Regions from separate parts of the Homo sapiens genome. Here region 2 is linked to region 1. Evidence: chromatin contacts called from ENCODE Hi-C or POLR2A ChIA-PET data. All regions are on one chromosome and are shown on one strand. Each heading gives the region's core, a stretch centred on a gene start or an enhancer-like site at or near the end of the contact. The rest is flanking DNA. Distances are from core to core; before and after follow the strand shown. Region 1 overlaps TSPAN4 (tetraspanin 4). Region 2 holds the start of MOB2 (MOB kinase activator 2).

Region 1 (3,707 bases), core at 1,003-3,502:
CAGCCCTGCCCTCACTCCGGGATGGGGCTTCCTGGCAGGTGGTCCCAGGATTCCGATTCCCAGCTCCCGACAAGATCTCTGTGATGTCCCCAGCTGTCCCCTGTCACTCGTGGCAGGAGAAACGCTGATTCCCTCACACTCTGCTCCTGGTTATGATTTCTTTCTTTTTTTCTTTTTTTGGAGATGGAGTCTCACCCTGTTGCTCAGGCTGGAGTGCAGTGGCACCATCTGGGCTCACTGCAACCTCCTCCGCCTCCCAGGTTCAAGTGATTCTCCTGCCTCAGCCTCCCAAGTAGCTGGGATTACAGGCATGCCCCCACCACACCCGGTTAATTTTTTGTATTTTTAGTAGAGATGGTTTAGCCACAATAGTCTTTTTTGTTTTTTTTTTGATACCGAGTCTCGCACTGTCACCCAGGCTGGAGTGCAGTGGCGCGATCTCGGCTCACTGCAACCTCCGCCTCCCGGGTTCACGCCATTCTCCTGCCTCAGCCTCCCGAGTAGCTGGGACTACAGGCGCCCGCCACCACGCCCAGCTAATTTTTTGTACTTTTAGTAGAGACAGGGTTTCACCGTGTTAGCCAGGATGGTCTTGATCTCCCAACCTCGTGATCCACCCACCTCGACCTCCCAAAGTGCTGGGATTCCAGGCGTGAGCCACCACGCCCAGCCGCCAGGATGGTCTTGATCTCAATCTCCTGACCTCATGATCAGCCCGTCTCGGCCTCCCAAAGTGCTGAGATTACAGGCATGAGCCACCGCGCCCGGCCAAGTTATGATTTCTTACAGCCACATGGGCACTGGTGGGAACAAAGCAGGCGGGTCCCACAGGAGCACCTGCCACCCGGAGGGCCACCTCCTGCAGTGTCTGTAACCGCCAGAGCTCTTACTGTGTTTCCTAAGTGCTTGTTCTTATAAAAATCAATTAAAACAGGAAGAGGCAGGGGGAGACGAGGGGGTGCTGCGCCCAGAGAGAGGGTGCTAGGCTGCTGGCCCAGCAAGGCCTCAAGGGAAGCAGGGGTCCGCCAGGACCCCACCTTCAGACAGAGGCCTCGGGCTTGGGCCGTTTCAGGATGAGACGGGAGATATGTTCCAGGCCTGGGCACGGGACAAGCAGTCCCCCGAAAATGCTGACCAGCTCCCGGTCTGCAGCGTGGGTGCCCAGGTGGGTGGTGGGTAGACGTCCTGGGGTGCCGACGGTTGACTGGTTCTGGGGAAGGGCCGCGCAGCCCTGGGGGATCCCTGCCCCACCCTGGACTGGACAGGACTTGGGAATGGGCTGGCAAAGCCACCCCTCAACCTGATGAAACCCCTTGGAGCACCCAGACCACATGCCTGAGGACAGGCTCAGACCCCAGGCTCTGGGGGTTCCCGGGGGACTACCAGAAGCCCCAAGTCACCCCATAAAAGCCTCCCAAGCCCCAGTGGCCAGACTCACACCCCACTTTCCAGACAGAAACCAAGGCTGGGATAGCTGCTGGCCACCAGCAGCCGCCCCACCCCCACCTGCAACACCAGCCCAGCTCAAGACAGGCCTGGGGCCTCCACCCTGGCAGGGCCCACGGAGGGCCCATGAGCCCCAACACTCTTGCCTCAGGGGGCCTGGGGGTGGGAGATGCCCCCTCCTCGTGTGCACGCTCACCTGCCCCTCCCTGAGCAGTGCATCAGCCAGCGCCAGGCTGGAGGTTGGAGGCCGCCACCCTTTTACTGGCTGGCTGGCAGGCAGGAGGCTGTGCTGGGGAGATGGGACACAGCTCCCTGCCCAAGGGCCAGCATGGCTGCTGGTGCCCCAAGATTCAGGCCAGGCCTGTCACTGGTGTCTTCGGTCCCTCTGGGCTCCACAGGGTAAAATCCCCTCAGAGCAGATTCCCCCCACTGCTGGGGCCCCACAAGTCCCACACACGCTCAGGCCATCCTGGGGAGAAGGCAGGCTCTGTCCTTCCCCGGCCTTCCAGAGGTAGCATCTCCGCTTAAAGTTCAAAACAGAACGCTGTCCGGAGGCTGCCAGCGCAGGACCTATCTTGGGAAGCTCTGCTGAGCCATTGGCTCCTGGTGCCTGCTGAGCTCTGACACCCACGCCCAGAGCCCCTCCCCAGCAGGCCAGGCACAGCGCACAGGGGAGCTGGACAGACTGGGTGCAGGAAGAGGGGTCACCCCTGTGCTCTGGGCCCCAGGATTGGGAGTACCGAGGCAGGGGCTGACTTGCTGGCTCTGACCACACAGCCCCTCGTGGCTGCAGGGAGCCAATAGGAGACCTGGGCACAGTGCCCAGCCTGGGTGTGGCTTCTGAGCAAAGCCAGCCCCAGAAGCAGCTTAGGGTGATAGGGGAGGCTTCCCAGGAGACCAGGAAGAGGCTTGGGGGTGGCAGCCAGCACAGCCCGGTGGAGGGCGGCCCGGAGACGCACCAGGGGACGGATGCATGAACCTGAGACGTGTGAGTCAAGTTGTGTGTGAGCCCGGGATGCATGGGAGCTGGGGTGCATGTGAGCAGGGGTACATGGGAGCTGGGGTGCGTGTGGGCCCGGGGTGCATGAGTGAGGGTGTGTGTGAGCCGGAGTGCATGTGGGCCCGGGGTGCGTGTAAGAGGGGGTGCGTGTGAGCCCGGGGTGCGTGTGAGCCCGGGGTGCGTGTGAGCCCGGGGTGCGTGTGAGGGGGGTGCGTGTGAGCCGGGGTGCGTGTGAGAGGGGGTGCGTGTGAGCCGGGGTGCATGTGAGCCCGGGGTGCGTGTGAAAGGGGGGGTGCGTGTGAGCCCGGGGTGCGTGTGAGCCCGGGGTGCGTGTGAAAGGGGGGGTGCGTGTGAGCCGGGGTGCACGTGAGCCAAGGTGCGTGTGGGCCAGGGTGTGTGTGAGTGGGGGTGTGTGTGAGCGGGGATGAGTGTGGGCTGGGGGTGGGTGTGTGAGCCTGGGTGCATGTGAGGGGATGCGTGTGACCTGGGGTGCGTGTGAGCCGGGGTGCATGTGAGCCCAGGGGTGCGTGTGAGCCAGGGCACGTGTGAGCCCGGGGGTGCGTGTGAGCCGGGGTGCATGTGTGCCGGGGGTGCAAGCTGTTGGTGTGAGCCCGGGGGTGCGTGAGAGCTGGGGTGCATGTGAGCGGGGATGCGTGTGACCCAGGGGTGCGTGTGAGCCGGGGTGCATGTGTGCCGGGGGTGCAAGCTGTTGGGGGTGTGAGCCCGGGGGTGCGTGAGAGCTGGGGTGCGTGTGAGCGGGGATGCGTGTGACCCAGGGGTGCATGGGAGCCGGGGGTGCATGGGAGCCCAGGATGCGAGCCGGGGGTGCGTGTGAGCGGGGGTGGGAGGCGAGGTGCATGCAAGCGGGGGTGCATGTGAGCCGGGGTGCGTGTGAGCGGGCGTGAATGTGAGCCAGGTGCATGGGAGCCTGGGGTGTGTGGGAACCGGGGTGCATGTGAGCGGAGGTCCGTGGGAGCCTGGGGTGCGTGGGAACTGGGTGAGCAGGGTGTGTGAGCGGGGTGCGTGTGGGCCGGAGTGCGTGTGAGCCGAAGTGCGTGTGAGCAGGGGTGCGTGTGAGCCGGGAGTGCATGTGAGCCTGGGGTGCATGGGAACCGGGGTGAGTGTCAGCGGGGGTGGGATCCGGGGTGCATGTGAGCCAGGGTGTGTGTGAGCCAGGGTGGATGTGTCTGGAGTGTGCAGGACCAGAGGCCAGCTCCGTGGCAGAAGTGCCAGGGGACATCCCTAATTAAGAGAATCTGTC
Region 2 (3,707 bases), core at 530-3,029, 630 kb before region 1:
CCTGGACCAGACTAGGCACGCTTGGTGTGCTCCCCCCACCCTACCCGGCACCTTGTCCTGACTGTTCCCCCGCCCCCGTGCCACCCTCACCATTGCCTTGCCTGGTTGCCTGGCTTCTTGTGCCCGAAGCCTCCACCATCCCCAGCTTCCTTTATGCTCTGCCCTCCAACCCCCAGCAGCTCATTCTCCCTGTCATGGGCCTCTGCACGGCCTTCTCTGTCCAGGCCATGCCTCCCGAGAGTGGGCAGGTCTGCGTCATGCACCTCCTGGTCCCAGCCCTGCTACTCACGGGGGCCTCCCCAGGCCTGGAGCCCGCTCTTCCTGTGGCTCCCTTTGCCACTTGGGTGACCTGCCAGCACCTGTGTCCCTGCTGTTGGTGGAGCCCCCGAGGGCAGACCGGCAGCCGTGAGCACGGTGCCTAGGTGCGTGTGGCACCACAGGGCTGTGGGATGGCCTTGCCAAGGCAGAGGAAGGCCTGTGGGCGCATGGACGTCCTGAGCCTCACCGGGCTGTTTGTTCTGTAGAGACCAGTTACGCACTGCTCAGAGCATGGCTTAGGGACTGGCCTAGTGGGGAAAATGAAACTGCAGCCTGTTGGGCCTGCTGCTGCTGCTGCTTAGGGAGGCGGGGGCCGGCCTGGGGCCATCCTCTGCTGTGGCTCCTGGAGAGTGTGTCTGTGCTGGGTTGGTGTGCTGTCTCCCCGTGCGCCCAGGCTGTGTGTGTGCGTGCAGTCCAGACACCACAACTCCCATGGGGGCTGGTATTGATGGGGGTGAGCCTACCCTGGCTGCTTTCCTGATGGCTCTGTGCTCCCCGCAGCAGCTGGTACCTCAGGCTGTGTCCTGACTCCTACAGGGCTTCACACCGACAGAGGTGCTGGGACAGCTTCTGAGGGGCAGTGGCTGGAGATGCTGGGGTCTCTTGATTGGCAGGAAGCACAGGAAGTATGGCTCCCATGCGGGTGGGGGATGCTCCTGATGACCCCGTGTTGTCAGGGGGCTGTCACTGCCAGTGGGGTCCACGCTGACTCAGGATGAGGAGAGAGCATTGCCCTCTCAGGTGTTTGCATTTTCAGGATGTGGTGGTCTCCTGTGTGCAGACCAGCCAGAAGGAAGGCCGGGGCCGTGCCGCTCTGTGCGCCCCCATGGGGAGCTGCTGTGGGCATTTCTGTTGGGCTGGGTGCCCTGTGGTCCTGGCTGGCAGCAGCCTCAGCCCAGCACCGTCCAGGCACCGCAGAAGCTGGTCGGCCCCTTCTCTCTCCAGGGCCATCCAGCAGGAAAGCCACTTTGAGTGCCTCCAGCTGCGTACACACTGCAGGGCAGGGCGGCCCATCTGTCTGTCCGTCTGTCCGTCCCTGGCCCGAGCACTGACTGGGCTAGGCTGGGCCGGACAAGGGAGAGGGGAGTGCCATCGACCTGGAGCTCGTCAGCAGAGTTGCTGCCTGTGTTCAGAAGGCCTTTCCTGGGGGCTTGGCAGCAGAGGACCTTGAGGTGGAGCCCAGGACCTTTCTGATGGATCCTTCTTGCAGGCCAAGGACGGCCCTGTCCCCTCCCTTCTGGTCCCACCCCCACCGCCTCTTCTGGCAGCCTGAGGTGGAGCCCAGGACCTTTCTGATGGATCCTTCTTGCAGGCCAAGGACGGCCCTGTCCCCTCCCTTCTGGTCCCACCCCCACCGCCTCTTCTGGCAGCCTGAGGTGGAGCCCAGGACCTTTCTGATGGACCCTTCTTGCAGGCCAAGGACGGCCCTGTCCCCTCCCTTCTGGTCCCACCCCCACCGCCTCTTCTGGCAGCCATGCCACTTGGAAAAGGCCAATTCAGACGCTCCCTCGTTTCACCAGCCTTGGCCAGCCCTTGCCTCTGGAAAGGGGGCAGCTGTTTGTCTCTGCCAGGCGTCCCATTGGCCAGGGAGTGAGGCTGGAGGGCCCGGCAGCAGGCATTTGCGAGTGCTGGCCAGCCGGCACCCCGCCCCGCTTCTCCTCCCCACCTTCCCGTCGCCCACTCATGCTGGGAGACCACTGCAGTCTCCCTGAAGACCAAGCCCGGCCCGGCCAGTCCCTGCAAAGTGGACTCTGCTGCAAAATGGTGCTTCAGGCTGTCAGCAAAGTGCTCAGGTAACACCTGCCAGCCTGGCTGGGGGAGGGGTGTGTAGCACATCTGTCTGCCCTGTTCTTGCCCCCAGGAAGGAGGTCAGGGTGGGGAGGCGGCGGACTGTGTCCGTGGCTGCCCTCCCAGTGTGGCCGGCGGCTGTGCAGCGAGCTGTGCTGGGCCACACGCAAGCTGTCCAGGGCAGAGGCGGCTGTGCAGTCCCGGGCCAGCCTGGCGGGTTTGCTCTGGAGCCCTGCCCAGTGGGGCTTTCCTTAGCCGCCTGCACTTCCTGTTGCTCTGTGGGAGAGGAGCGGGTCTTGGTGTCCTCGACCTTCGGGGTTGACCCCACCTTGCCGGCACAGGAGCCTGCCTTGTCCTCCCGCAACCCACAGGGTGTGGTTCCTCAGCCGCCAGCAGGTGTGCCTGTCTTTGTCCCAGCGTGCGGCTGTTTGTGCCCTGGGCAGGGGCTTCAGCCACCCAGGCAGAGGTGACCCGGAGTCTGTCCTTGTGTGGCCTTGTCCAGAGAAGTGGCATGGGGTTCCCGGGTGCCTATTTTTGTGCTGGCTGCCATAGGGATGTTGCCGGAAAATCCATTTTTGACATTTTTCTCACCTGTACTTTCTCTGACCTGCTGCGGGGGTGCCTCCCTGCCCACACCACTCAGCTCGGTGTGTGCAGGGGCGTGTGTGGGAGTGTGCGCCCAAGTGTGTGGGAGCGTGCACCCGTGTGTGTGGGAGTGTGCACCCGTGTGTGGGCATGAGGGGCCGGGGGAGTGGGGCAGGCACAGCCAGCTGCAGCAGTGAGTGTGTCCTCCCGGGTGGGGTTGCCTGGTGGGGGTGTGAGGCGAGCGTGGCCTGCTGGACGTGCCCTCCAAGGGCCGGGGGCTGCGGCACCCGTGTGCATCTCCGTGCCTCTGCCTGTCCCTGGGCACCCGGCTCCATCTTTCTCTTCATAGGCTCCTTCCCTATCTCCCGATCACCTGTGCATTCAACAGGGAGGGCTCCACAAGTAGACACAAGAGTGCCGGCCGGTGACCCTGCCTAGGATGTCCTATCTTAAGGTGAAACTGTGAGGTTTTGGAAATGTGTGGGCAAGTTGGCAGTACTCGTGAGTTCAAATCAGGAATGGTGCCTGACATCAGTGGTGTGAGGGGACTGGCGTGTGTGTGTGTGTGCCTGTGCCAGTGTGTGCTTGTGTGTCTGAGGCCAAATGCCGAAGGCAGCTCCACAGGAGACACAGAGGCAGGCCTGGAGCCCAGCCAGGCCCTAAGGAAGACGGGCGGAGTCCCTTCCCTGGGGCTCAGGAAGGTTTCAAAGGAAGCGATGAGGAAGCCACCTTGGCTGGGAGCTGGATGCATGGAGGGGCCGAGGCGCAGTGGAGCATGGTGGCCACGTGGGGCTGAGGTTCTAGGACAGCAGCAGCACCTGCCTGTTTGGACGTTTGGTCTGGGATGTCTGCGGGCGTTCCTTGTGCCATCTTGGCTTTTTCCTTCTCAATGGGCCTCTGCAGAGGGCACAGTAGGCTGGTAAAAGCTCGCTTTGTCTGGGGCTGCTGACCTGTTTGGGGGGGCAGACAATTAAACTCAGAAGAAAAGAAGCCACACTCCACAGCTTCCAGCTGGC

The links. A loop is a pair of places that touch in the nucleus more often than their neighbours do. ChIA-PET counts read pairs that join two places held with the same protein, here RNA polymerase II (POLR2A). Pooled maps may share reads with other maps.
Region 2: a pooled map shows a loop between it and region 1 (7-fold over the local background). The contact joins the promoter of MOB2 here to the enhancer-like site in region 1. A Hi-C loop is called at or near these places in 1 of 37 single-sample maps with no recorded cell type and 7 of 50 pooled maps. POLR2A ChIA-PET finds 5 or more read pairs at or near these places in 7 of 52 experiments (A549, HEK293, HepG2 and 4 more).

What each region holds. Positions count from the first base shown.
Region 1 is chr11:858,396-862,102 of GRCh38, reverse strand. All of the region lies in intron 3 of TSPAN4 (tetraspanin 4), which reads right to left. Among named protein-coding and RNA genes, the nearest start is that of TSPAN4, 17 kb to the right of the region's middle. RefSeq lists enhancers at 1,043-1,577, 1,578-2,110, 2,111-2,644, 2,645-3,178. Within about 2 kb of position 2,252, at least 10 of the 41 ENCODE cell types and tissues checked have a DNase peak (open chromatin) inside an H3K27ac peak, as active enhancers do.
Region 2 is chr11:1,484,851-1,488,557 of GRCh38, reverse strand. It overlaps MOB2 (MOB kinase activator 2), which reads left to right and starts at 1,779. Exons shown (of 5, transcript NM_001172223.3): 1 at 1,779-2,111. The coding sequence starts at 2,002.